Regions from separate parts of the Homo sapiens genome. Here region 1 is linked to region 2. Evidence: chromatin contacts called from ENCODE Hi-C or POLR2A ChIA-PET data. All regions are on one chromosome and are shown on one strand. Each heading gives the region's core, a stretch centred on a gene start or an enhancer-like site at or near the end of the contact. The rest is flanking DNA. Distances are from core to core; before and after follow the strand shown.

Region 1 (4,888 bases), core at 188-2,687, 140 kb before region 2:
GTAAGCCACACCTATGCCAACTGGGACAAATCCAAATCGTGTCTTTCAGGCCATCTCAGGGGCACAAAGGCCAATGGATAACTGCAGCAAGGTCACAGTGGTAGTCACATGCCAGAGAGACAGACGGAGGGGCATATGTGTGTAGCGTGGAGGGCAGGAAGGTCAGTGAGGAGGTAACCTTCGAGCTGCCTCCTGAGGTGCCCACATGGATATACCCCTGTGCGGATGACGAGGAGACACAGGCCCTGCAGGTCTGTGCATGGCCATGAAGGTGAGTATGCTGAGAAAACAGGAGAACTACAGTTTGCTTTATCAGTAGAAGAATGAGAAAAGCTGAGGCTACAGAGAAAAGCAAGGGCCAGCATCAGGATGGCTTGCAAATGCTGGACTTGGTAGGAAGGGAAAGAGGAGACAAGAAAGGCTTATGGGTGGCCAGGATGAGGACAGAGTGGCATTGGACTGTGTTAGCTACATGGGGTGGCCAGCTCAGACACCATCCTTCCTCCTGCCTCCACTCACCCTTTCTGCATACCAGGGACAGGAAGCCCCATCCTGCTGGTCATATTTCAAGATCCTACGTGGATTACGTTTTCCAAGAGAAGAGCTTTTAGGGTATTCCAACATCGGGACATCCTAGTGTGGGCTCAGGATGATGAAATCTCATGCTCTGCCAGGGCCCTCTCCCACCAAAGGCAGCCAGGCAAGCTCAGCTCCCAGTACCAGGGCCTGGATAATCTCTCACTCTCTATCCTTCCATCTCTTCTGGGATGAGCGGGTGATTTCTGGACCATGGTAACATGTGCTTTCTCAGGGGAAAGGTTAAAGCTGCCCTATAGGTCACTCAGTCACAAGAGCTGAGGCTGGGGCTGGGGACCAAACCCACCACATCACGCTGGAAAGCATTCCTTTTTTGCTTTTCTGCTAGTGCCTATGCACATACTTCCCATGGGGACTCTGGGCAGGAGGATGAATGGGCTGAGGAAGGTTCAAGAATTTCCTGGGTTCCCACCACCCCACTGAGACCCTCACATAAATGAGGAGAGCAGGGTCCAGGCCATGCTGGGGTGTCTGCCTCCCCAGCTGACTGCTGGGTCACCTGCTTGGGACTCTGGCAGGAAGCAGGCATGGAACCACGTGACTTCTCCCAAACTTGGGTCCTTCTCCATCTTCTCACCACAGTTCCAGCCCCAAGGAAGATTTAAAAAAAAAAAAAAAAAAGGAGCCTCAATTGTTGGAAGGCCCTGGAATTGTTTATTTTGTAAACAAACCAATGGCAATGAATTATGTTGAACTTTTAATAAGACACACATATCATACTAGGTCTGTATATTTGCCAGCAAAAAAAAAAAAAAAAAAAAAAAGTAGGGGGAAGTACAGAAAAATGCCTTGAAGTAAAGATCACAAAAGGGGTTTCCTGTTATGAGATACGGATGCATTTCCTTGACCAAAAACAGACTGATCAAAATGCCAAATCAAAAATTATGAAAACTACAAACAGGTGACAGATTTGAACTTGCTTCCTTTGCTTCCCAGGCCCCAAGAGGCAGCCAGAGGGCCATCCAGCTCCTGTAGTTGGACACCACCAAAGGCAGGGCTGAGGGGACATCGCACTGCTGCCAGTGTTGAGTAGAAAACATTTTGGGGGTGCCTGGAATCAGCTGCAGCTTTTTGCATTGGCCTCTTTTTGTTTCACCTGAGCCTGGATGACCAAATGAAACAATTCCCCTCAACTGAGCACATTCCAGCAACGGACAAACACCACACATGGTGCAGCCAGCGAAATGTCCCATGCTGGTCTGTGGCTGGCAGAGACATAGCCATTTTCCCAGGCATCATGGGGACAGCCCTCCCTGACAGGCACAGCAGAGGCCTGGAGGTACATGCAAGAGATTGATAGTTCATCAAAATGGCAGCAACACACATTGGAGGTATGATGTGTTTCTGTTTTTGTTTCATGACAATTCTAATTCGAACAAAAATGTCAAATATCAGAACAGTCTGCCATTCCAACTGTCTGGAATGGCATCTTCCAATCCTTGCATATGCTGTTTCCTCTGATGGGAATACCCTCCCCTTACCTTTTCCACTTAGTAAACCTATTTCTTTCTTCTCAGAGCCCTCCATGTCTCCAAGAAAGCCAACCAGACCCTCCCTTGGGGTCCCTCCCTATCTCAAGTGCCCCCAGTGTACAGGTGCTCTACTTCCTTGGCTCTCTCTGTCCCACAAGGTCATGAGTTCTGATGGTGGAGCCAGTGTCTGACTTAGGTCTGGGGCCCTGCTGCTCAGTCCAGAGGGGGCACTTGGCACAACTTCTGAAACTCTCCTTTACCTGTTGTGCCTAGCAGAGAATTTATGTGTCATTTCTAGAGGCTCAATAGCTGACATTTTAAGAACACTCAGATATGATAGAACTTAATTCACTTTTCCCCTCTAAATTCCCCTTCCCAGAACAAACTTTCAGGAAGAGGCAGGTCTTCCTGTATGTACTTCAACTGTCAGCCCCTAACAGGGTCAGCAAACTCTATTCCTGGCAATCTTCAGGGCTAGGAAGGACAGATAGTCCTCCACCCTAGCCCTAGGGGACCCTATGGGAAGGAGGGATATCTGGGCCTCACCAGGTATCTGGTCTAAGGCACCCCAGTGAGGACCCCTAATGGCTCCCAACCACAATACCCCTGCAAGAGCACCAGCATGCCAGTCTACAGAAGTGCTGGCTCTGAGCTGGCTCTCTCCTCTGGATCTCTGAGGGGCCAAGGGCACAGCAGAAGGTAGGGAGCAGACTTCTCACCAAGAATAGAACAAGTGCCTCTGACTACCGTCCAAAGGGGAGAAGCAGCCACCTTTGTGTGTGAGCTTCCCTAACTTCTTTGAGTACTGCTACCACTAAAAATATTTACCATTTACAAAGCCAAGAACTGTGAAAGGCATTTTGTAAAATTTCATTTAATTCTCCCAACAACTCCACAGGGAAGATACTCCCATTACCCTTTTAGAAAAATTAACTAAGGCTCAGAAAGGTGAAGTCATTCACCCAAGGTCACAAGCCAGAAAGTGACAAAGGGCATTCTAAGGCAGCACTTTCTGACTCTGTGGCTCGGGTTATTAATGTGATCCTATAAGGGAAGTTTTTTTTTTTTTTTTTTTTTTTTTTTGAGATAGAGTCTTGCTTTGTCGCCCAGGCTGGAGTGCAGTGGCGTGATCTCAGCTCACTGCATCCTCCGCCTCCTGGGTTCAAGTGATTCTCCTGCCTCAGCCTCCCGAGTAGCTGGGACTACAGGCACATGCCACCACGCCTGGCTAATTTTTTGTATTTTTAGTAGAGATGGGGTTTCACTGTGTTAGCGAGGATGGTCTCGATCTCCTGAACTTGTGATCTACCCGCCTTGGCCTCCCAAGGGAAGTTTTTAAAGGCATTAGCAAATATAAATATCTACTAGGAGAGACAGACAGAAAATTAGCAAAAGAAGGAGAGGATGTCCTTATAGGAAGCTTTTCTACTCTGAACTGATTCTCTATGCATCCACAACTGCCTTCACCTAGGCCAACACCTGCTATCATCTGCCTATACACATTTTCAGAGTCATCATATAGGTCTGTATTTTTGCCAAAATCCATAGGCTAGACCATAAAATAATTATCAACAAACTTCAGAGGACAGAAAACATGAAATGTGTATTCTCTGACCACAGTGGAATAAGAGTATAAATTAACAACAAGTTAACTGGAAAATCCTCAAACATTTGCAAAGTAAGAAGAACACTTATAAATAACCCATGGGTCAAAGGAGAAATTCTGTAAAAATTTTTGAAATACTTTTAACCAAATGATTAAAAAATGGCACATCATTGAAATAAAGCTAAAGCAGTACTTATAGGAAAATTTATAGTTCTAAATATTATATTAGAAAAGAAGGTTGATAATTAAGGATCTCAGCTTTCATCTTAGAAGCTAAAGATCAGCAGAGTAAACCCAAAGAAAGTAGAAAAAAGGAAATAATAAAGAGGAGAAATCAATGGAATAGAAAACAAGAAACAAAAGAAAAAAAATCAACAAAGCCAAAAGCTGGTTATTTGGAAAGATTAATAAAATAAACAAACATCTAGCAAGACTGATCAAAATAAAGAGAGAAATTACAAATTAAAAATATTAGAAATAAAATGAAGATATCACTACAGATTCAAAAAACATTAAAAGATAATAAGAGTATATTACAATTAACTTTATGCCAATAAATAGACAAAAATAGGCTAATTCCTTATAGAAACACAACAAAACACACACAAGAATAAAAATCTGAATCATATATAATATACATCATATATATATTTAAATACATAATTAAAAGACTCCTCTTAAAGAAAACTATATGCCCTCATAGCTTCATTGGCGAATTATTCCAAACTTTAAAGCAAGAAGTGATACCAACTTTAAACATATTATTTCAGATAATAAAAAAAGAGCAAAAACTTCTTCTCTTTTTATGAGGCCAGAATAATGTTGATATTAAAACATGACATAGACATTATAAGAAAGGACAATTAAGAGCAATATACCTCATAAATTCAAAATGAATTAAAAAATGCTAAAATGTAAAATCAAAATCCAGCAATATATAAAAAGAATAATATTTCATAACAAAATAGGATTAACCCTAGGAATGTAAAGTGGGTCTGACATTCAAAAATCAATATATGTAACTTACTTAACAATATATGTAACCTACTTAGCAATAAGTGTAACTTAATTAACAGAATAAAGGAGAAAAACTATATAATAATTTAATAGAAGCAGAACAAGCATTTCAAAAAAATTCAACACCCATTTATGATAAAAGCTTTCAGCAAATCAGAAACAGAAAGGAACTTCTTGAATCTGATAAACGATATGC
Region 2 (4,967 bases), core at 1,379-3,878:
CCACTCATCTACCCTATTTACTAGACAACACTAAAAACTCGCCATCTCATTTTTTAACCTCTGCCTTCCACCTCCAGTCTGGACTGGCTCAGAGTCCATGTTCTAAAATGTACTTTGATGTGACCAAACAGAATTCAGTTATAAGGGGGCAGGGAGGAATGGGTAGAGAATTGTGTGCCCCTTGAAATTCACCTGACTGAAACATGGATTGAGGAGAAGACTTTAGATAGTGTGACCCTGAGCAAGTCCCTTCACTTCTTCAAACTTCTATTTCCTCTACTGTAAAATGGGGAAATGATCTCAGACTGCCTGTAACATGAAACAGTTGGGAGGTAACAAAGATGAAGTACTGTACTTAACAAGCTCACCATTATAGCTGGGACCCAGAATGCCCAGTGACCAATGAGGCCATCTGCCACCAAGCCAATTATCATCTGCCCAATATATATTCCCATGTGTGGCATACAGAATATTGCTGGAAGGAAACACAAGAAAATGGGAACAGAAAGGTAATCAGGTACTGGGGTCAGCAGTGAGAAGTATACTTCTTTAGCTATATACCCTTTTATACCATGTGTTTATATTATTGTATCATTTTTTCTAAAAACAAAACATGTTTTAAAACTCTATCCATATATTTAAGTGGAGTTAAATGGGTCTGGAAAAGTAATCCACAAAGGTATAATAATGGTCTTTTCAGCCAGGCACAGTGGCTCACACCTGTAATCCCAGCACTTTGGGAGGCCGAGGCATGGGGATCACGAGGTCGAGATCAAGACCATCCTGGCCAATATGGTGAAACCCCATGTCTACTAAAAATATAAAAATTAGCCAGGTGTGGTGATGTGCACCTGTAGTCCCAGCTACTTGGGAGGCTGAGGCAGGAGAATCGCTTGAACCGGGGAGAAAGAGGTTGCAGTGAGCCAAGATTGCACCACTGCACTCCAGCCTGGTAACAGAGCGAGACTCCATCTCAGAAAAAAACAAAAAAACAAAAAAACAAAAAACGGGTCTTTTCATTTGCAGAGATAGGAGGGGTACAGAATTTAGGACAGAGGAGTGGGTAAGGGAATGTTTGTCTTATTTGTGATGTTCTATTTCTTCACAAGTAGCATGTATTCATGTATTACATGTATAATTAAAAATTAATGGTACCTCTTTGTGGGGCATTTTGGCAGTACCCACCACGACCGAAAACACACATGCCCCTTGCCCCAGCCAGTTATTATCTATTATCCTACATATATGCGAACATACCAAAGAGTTCTGTTCTAGAATATTCACTGCAAAATGGTTTGTAAATACTGGAAACAGCATAAACGTCCATCATTAAAAGATTTGTTCAGAAAATGTTGGTACAGGCCGGACGTGGTGGCTCACGCCTGTAATCCCAGGACTTTGGGAGGCCAGGGCGGGCGGGTCATGAAGTCAGGAGTTTGAGACCAGCCTGACCAACATGGTGAAACCCGTCTCTACTGAAAATACAAAAAAATTAGCCGGGCGTGGTGGCGCGCGCCTGTAATCCCAGCTACTCAGGAGACTGAGGCAGGACAATCGCTTGAACCCAGGAGGCGGAAGTTGCAGTGAGCCGAGATCGTGCCACTGCACTCCAGGCTGGGCGACAGAACAAGACTCTGTCTCAAAAAGAAAAAAAAAAAAAGAAAAAGAAAATGTTGGTACAAGGGTGCAGTTGAATTCTATGTGAGCTTTAAAAAGAATGATGTAGCTTTGTGTACAGATATGGGGCACTCTCCAGACACAATGTTGAGTGAAATCGTGTCTAAAAGGATGAGGGAAAGAGGGATTTATACATACACACAGATATGCTTGTATTGACGTGGAGCCTTTCTGAAATGATATACAAAAACTGGTAGCAGCGGTTGGCTCTAGGAACGGGAATCAGACCAAATGACAGGTGAATGAAGACAGCCTTTGTATGTATACCCTTTTTGTAGCTTGTGAGTTTTCTTATTTTGAGTTTTCTTTACTTGACCATGTATTATAAACACATTTGGTAGGGATTTTTTGATTTTTTTTTTTTTTTTTTTTTAAGGAAGGCGCCTTGCAGCTCGGTTCTGCTGGATGGGAAAAGCTGAATCTCAAAGCCTCCGCTCACTTGCTGCGGAGCCCTAGGCAAGTCACGTCCGCCTCTTGGGGCGTCAGGAGCCCCACCAATGAGGTGGGGCGATTTCCCGTCCCGGCAAAGGCTCGAGCGAATTCGGACACGGGGCCCGGTCGCTCCGCCCGCGTCCCTGAGCCCGGCTCCCGCCCCGGCCCGCGCTCACCGCCGATGATGGTCCGGATGAGGGAGGCGTGCCCGGGGCAGTCGACCAGCGTGACCTGAAGCAGTGGCTCGCCGGGCTCGGGCTCGGCCTCGGGCGCTGCCTGGAACTCGGGCAAAGACGACCGCAGGCGCGCGGGCAGCGGCACCGAGAAGCACGAGAAGCCCAGATCGAGCGTGATGCCGCGCTCGCGGCTCTGCGGCTGCTTGTCAAAGGCGGCGGTGGAGGCTGTGGTGCTTAGCGCCCGCGCCAGCGCCGTCTTGCCGCTGTCGATGTGGCCCAGCACGCCCACGTTCACGTTCACCCGCCGCCCTGCCATGCCGCCGCCGCCGCCTCGGACACCCGCCCGGCCCGCCCCTCACCTCCCTCGGTAGTCGCCGCGGTCCGGCCCGTTAAGTTGCCCCCCCGTAACCGGCGCGCTGTGCACACCCGTTCCGGCCCGGAAGCTTCCGCCCTCCTGAGGCTCACGGGCACAGCCGAGCGCCGTGCTCCGAGTGGGTGGTCTAGGAACTGGAGGTCACCGTAGGCAGGGTTTCTCTCTCACGTGGCTCCTCCTGCCTGAAGCCTCTAGGAGCCCGAGATGGAGGGATCCTTCTGAGAAGTGAAGCCATTTGGACTTTCTGGGTGAGTGGAGACTTGGAGAACTTTTCTATAGCTATCAAGAGGATTGTAAAATGCACCAATCAGCGCTCTGTAAAACGCACCAATCAGTGCTCTGTAACATGCACCAATCAGCAGGATCCTAAAAGAAGCCAATCACAGGGAGGATTGAAAAAAGGGCGCTCTGATAGGACAAAAACGGAACATGGGGGGGCGAAGGGGGGCGGGGGGGGCGGGGTGGGCGGGGGGAAGACGGGGGCGGGGGGGGCGGGAAGACGGGGGCGGGGGGGAGGGCGGGGGGACGGCGGGGGGCGGGGGAGGGCGGGGGGACGTGGGGGAGGGGGCAAATAAGGGAATAAAAGCTGGCCACCCCCGCCAGCAGCAGCAACCCTCTCAGGTGCCCTTTCGCATTGCAGAAGCTTTTTGCTCTTCACAATAAATCTTGCTGCTGCTCACTCTTTGGGACTGTGCCATCTTTAAGAGCTTTAACACTCACTGCGAAGGTCCGCGGCTCCATTCTTGAAGTCAGCGAGACTAGGAACCCACTGGAAGAAACCAACTCCGGACACACTTCCAATCATTCATACATTTCAGCAAGATCTTACCAAGTGCCTGGTGGGTTCCGCTGGGCTACAGTGCCCGCTAATATTACATTCAGGGGGTGAGGGCTAAGTCAAACAATACAGCCTGAACCAGACCATTTCAGAGAGCGAGAAGTCTCCTAGGGAAAATAAAAGCTGAGATAAAAAGGAGCAGGAGAGGGAGGATGGACAGCTACCTAACTGTGGGTCAGGGAAGACATCTAGGAGTTGCTGTTTGAGTTGAAACTCCAGTGTTGAGAAGGAGCCAACCATGGGAAAAGATGGTTTGAAGATGGAAGAGGACAACATTATCTCTGACTCAGAAATTCTCACCCTGAGAGTCTGTAGCCTGGGCTTAGGAGAGGCCACAAACCTCTAAATTGAACGCACAATGTGTTGTGATGTGCTCTTGCTAGACAGAGGGTCGACAACTCTCACTAGATTCTGAAGTGTCTAGAACCACAAAAAAGGTTGTCAGCCATAGTCACCAACCAGAGGTAACAAACCTAAGTGTCTGCTCTGGCCAGGTGGTGGGTAAATCAAAGAAGAGAAGTTAAAAGAGTCTAAGATGACAGGGAGTGGTGGGGACCTGGGAGACCTGGAGAGCCCTTTTCCTGTGCAAAGAGGGAAGCCACTGCTCAGTCTCAGCCAGTGATACCAGGCAGGAATGCTAGCCCAACATTGCCTCCTCCTTCCATTTTTCTGGAGAAGAGAGTGTTTTTGTAACACTGTGGCGGTGGAGCACAAAGTTCACAGGATCTTACCTTTGCCCTCTGTGATGAGCCAGACCATGTGCGGATGTATTCATGCTTGCAGTAACTGCCTCCTTCGTTCCACCACTCTCCACTAGGAACAGAGTCCATGTCATAGACTGAATTGTGTCCCTCTCAAATTCATATGTGGACACCCTGACCCCCAGTGTGATAGTATTTGGAGATGGGACGTTTGGGAGGTTAGATGAGATCATGAGAGCGGGCCCTTGTGATGGGATTAGGGTCCTTACAAGAAGAGAACAGAATCTTTGTTTCCGTTTTCCCACCTTGCAAATAGGAAACTGTAAAAATACGCCTCCCATTAAAAAAAATCTAGTAGTAAAAGCAGTAAACGTATTTAAAAGGGAGGGTTAGTAAATAGGTAATAAGAGCTTTAGAGGCTTTATGTACCTCTGAGAAATATTTCAACTAACAAAGACTTTGTACAGGGCCTGGCTTCAAATAAACCTCATTTCTTACCTCTGTTTTAAACAGAATCCTGAAATGGTAATGAAAAGAAAAAAGGTTTGGCTGGGCACGGTGGTTCATGCCTGTAATCCCAGCACTTTGGGAGGCTGAGGCAGGCAGATCACTTGATATAGTTTATATATCTATATATAGAATATATATAGATTTTATATATAGATATATAGAGTATATATATATAGAATATATACAGTGTATATATAGAATATATAGAGTATATATAGAATGTATATAGAGTATATATAGAATATATATAGAATATATAG

The links. A loop is a pair of places that touch in the nucleus more often than their neighbours do. ChIA-PET counts read pairs that join two places held with the same protein, here RNA polymerase II (POLR2A). Pooled maps may share reads with other maps.
Region 1: a loop to region 2 is called in a map of CD8-positive, alpha-beta T cell, with 11 times the contacts of the local background. The contact joins the enhancer-like site here to the promoter of EEFSEC in region 2. A Hi-C loop is called at or near these places in 1 of 168 maps with a recorded cell type or tissue (CD8-positive, alpha-beta T cell) and 6 of 50 pooled maps. POLR2A ChIA-PET finds 5 or more read pairs at or near these places in 1 of 52 experiments (T-cell).

What each region holds. Positions count from the first base shown.
Region 1 is chr3:128,291,925-128,296,812 of GRCh38, reverse strand. All of the region lies in intron 4 of EEFSEC (eukaryotic elongation factor, selenocysteine-tRNA specific), which reads right to left. Among named protein-coding and RNA genes, the nearest start is that of EEFSEC, 140 kb to the right of the region's middle. Within about 2 kb of position 1,437, at least 6 of the 41 ENCODE cell types and tissues checked have a DNase peak (open chromatin) inside an H3K27ac peak, as active enhancers do; they include CD8-positive, alpha-beta T cell, where a contact is called at or near this core.
Region 2 is chr3:128,151,142-128,156,108 of GRCh38, reverse strand. It overlaps EEFSEC (eukaryotic elongation factor, selenocysteine-tRNA specific), which reads right to left and starts at 2,628. Exons shown (of 7, transcript NM_021937.5): 1 at 2,286-2,628. The coding sequence starts at 2,601. It also overlaps a transcript of RUVBL1 not described here. RefSeq lists a silencer at 2,118-2,637 and an enhancer at 2,768-2,997.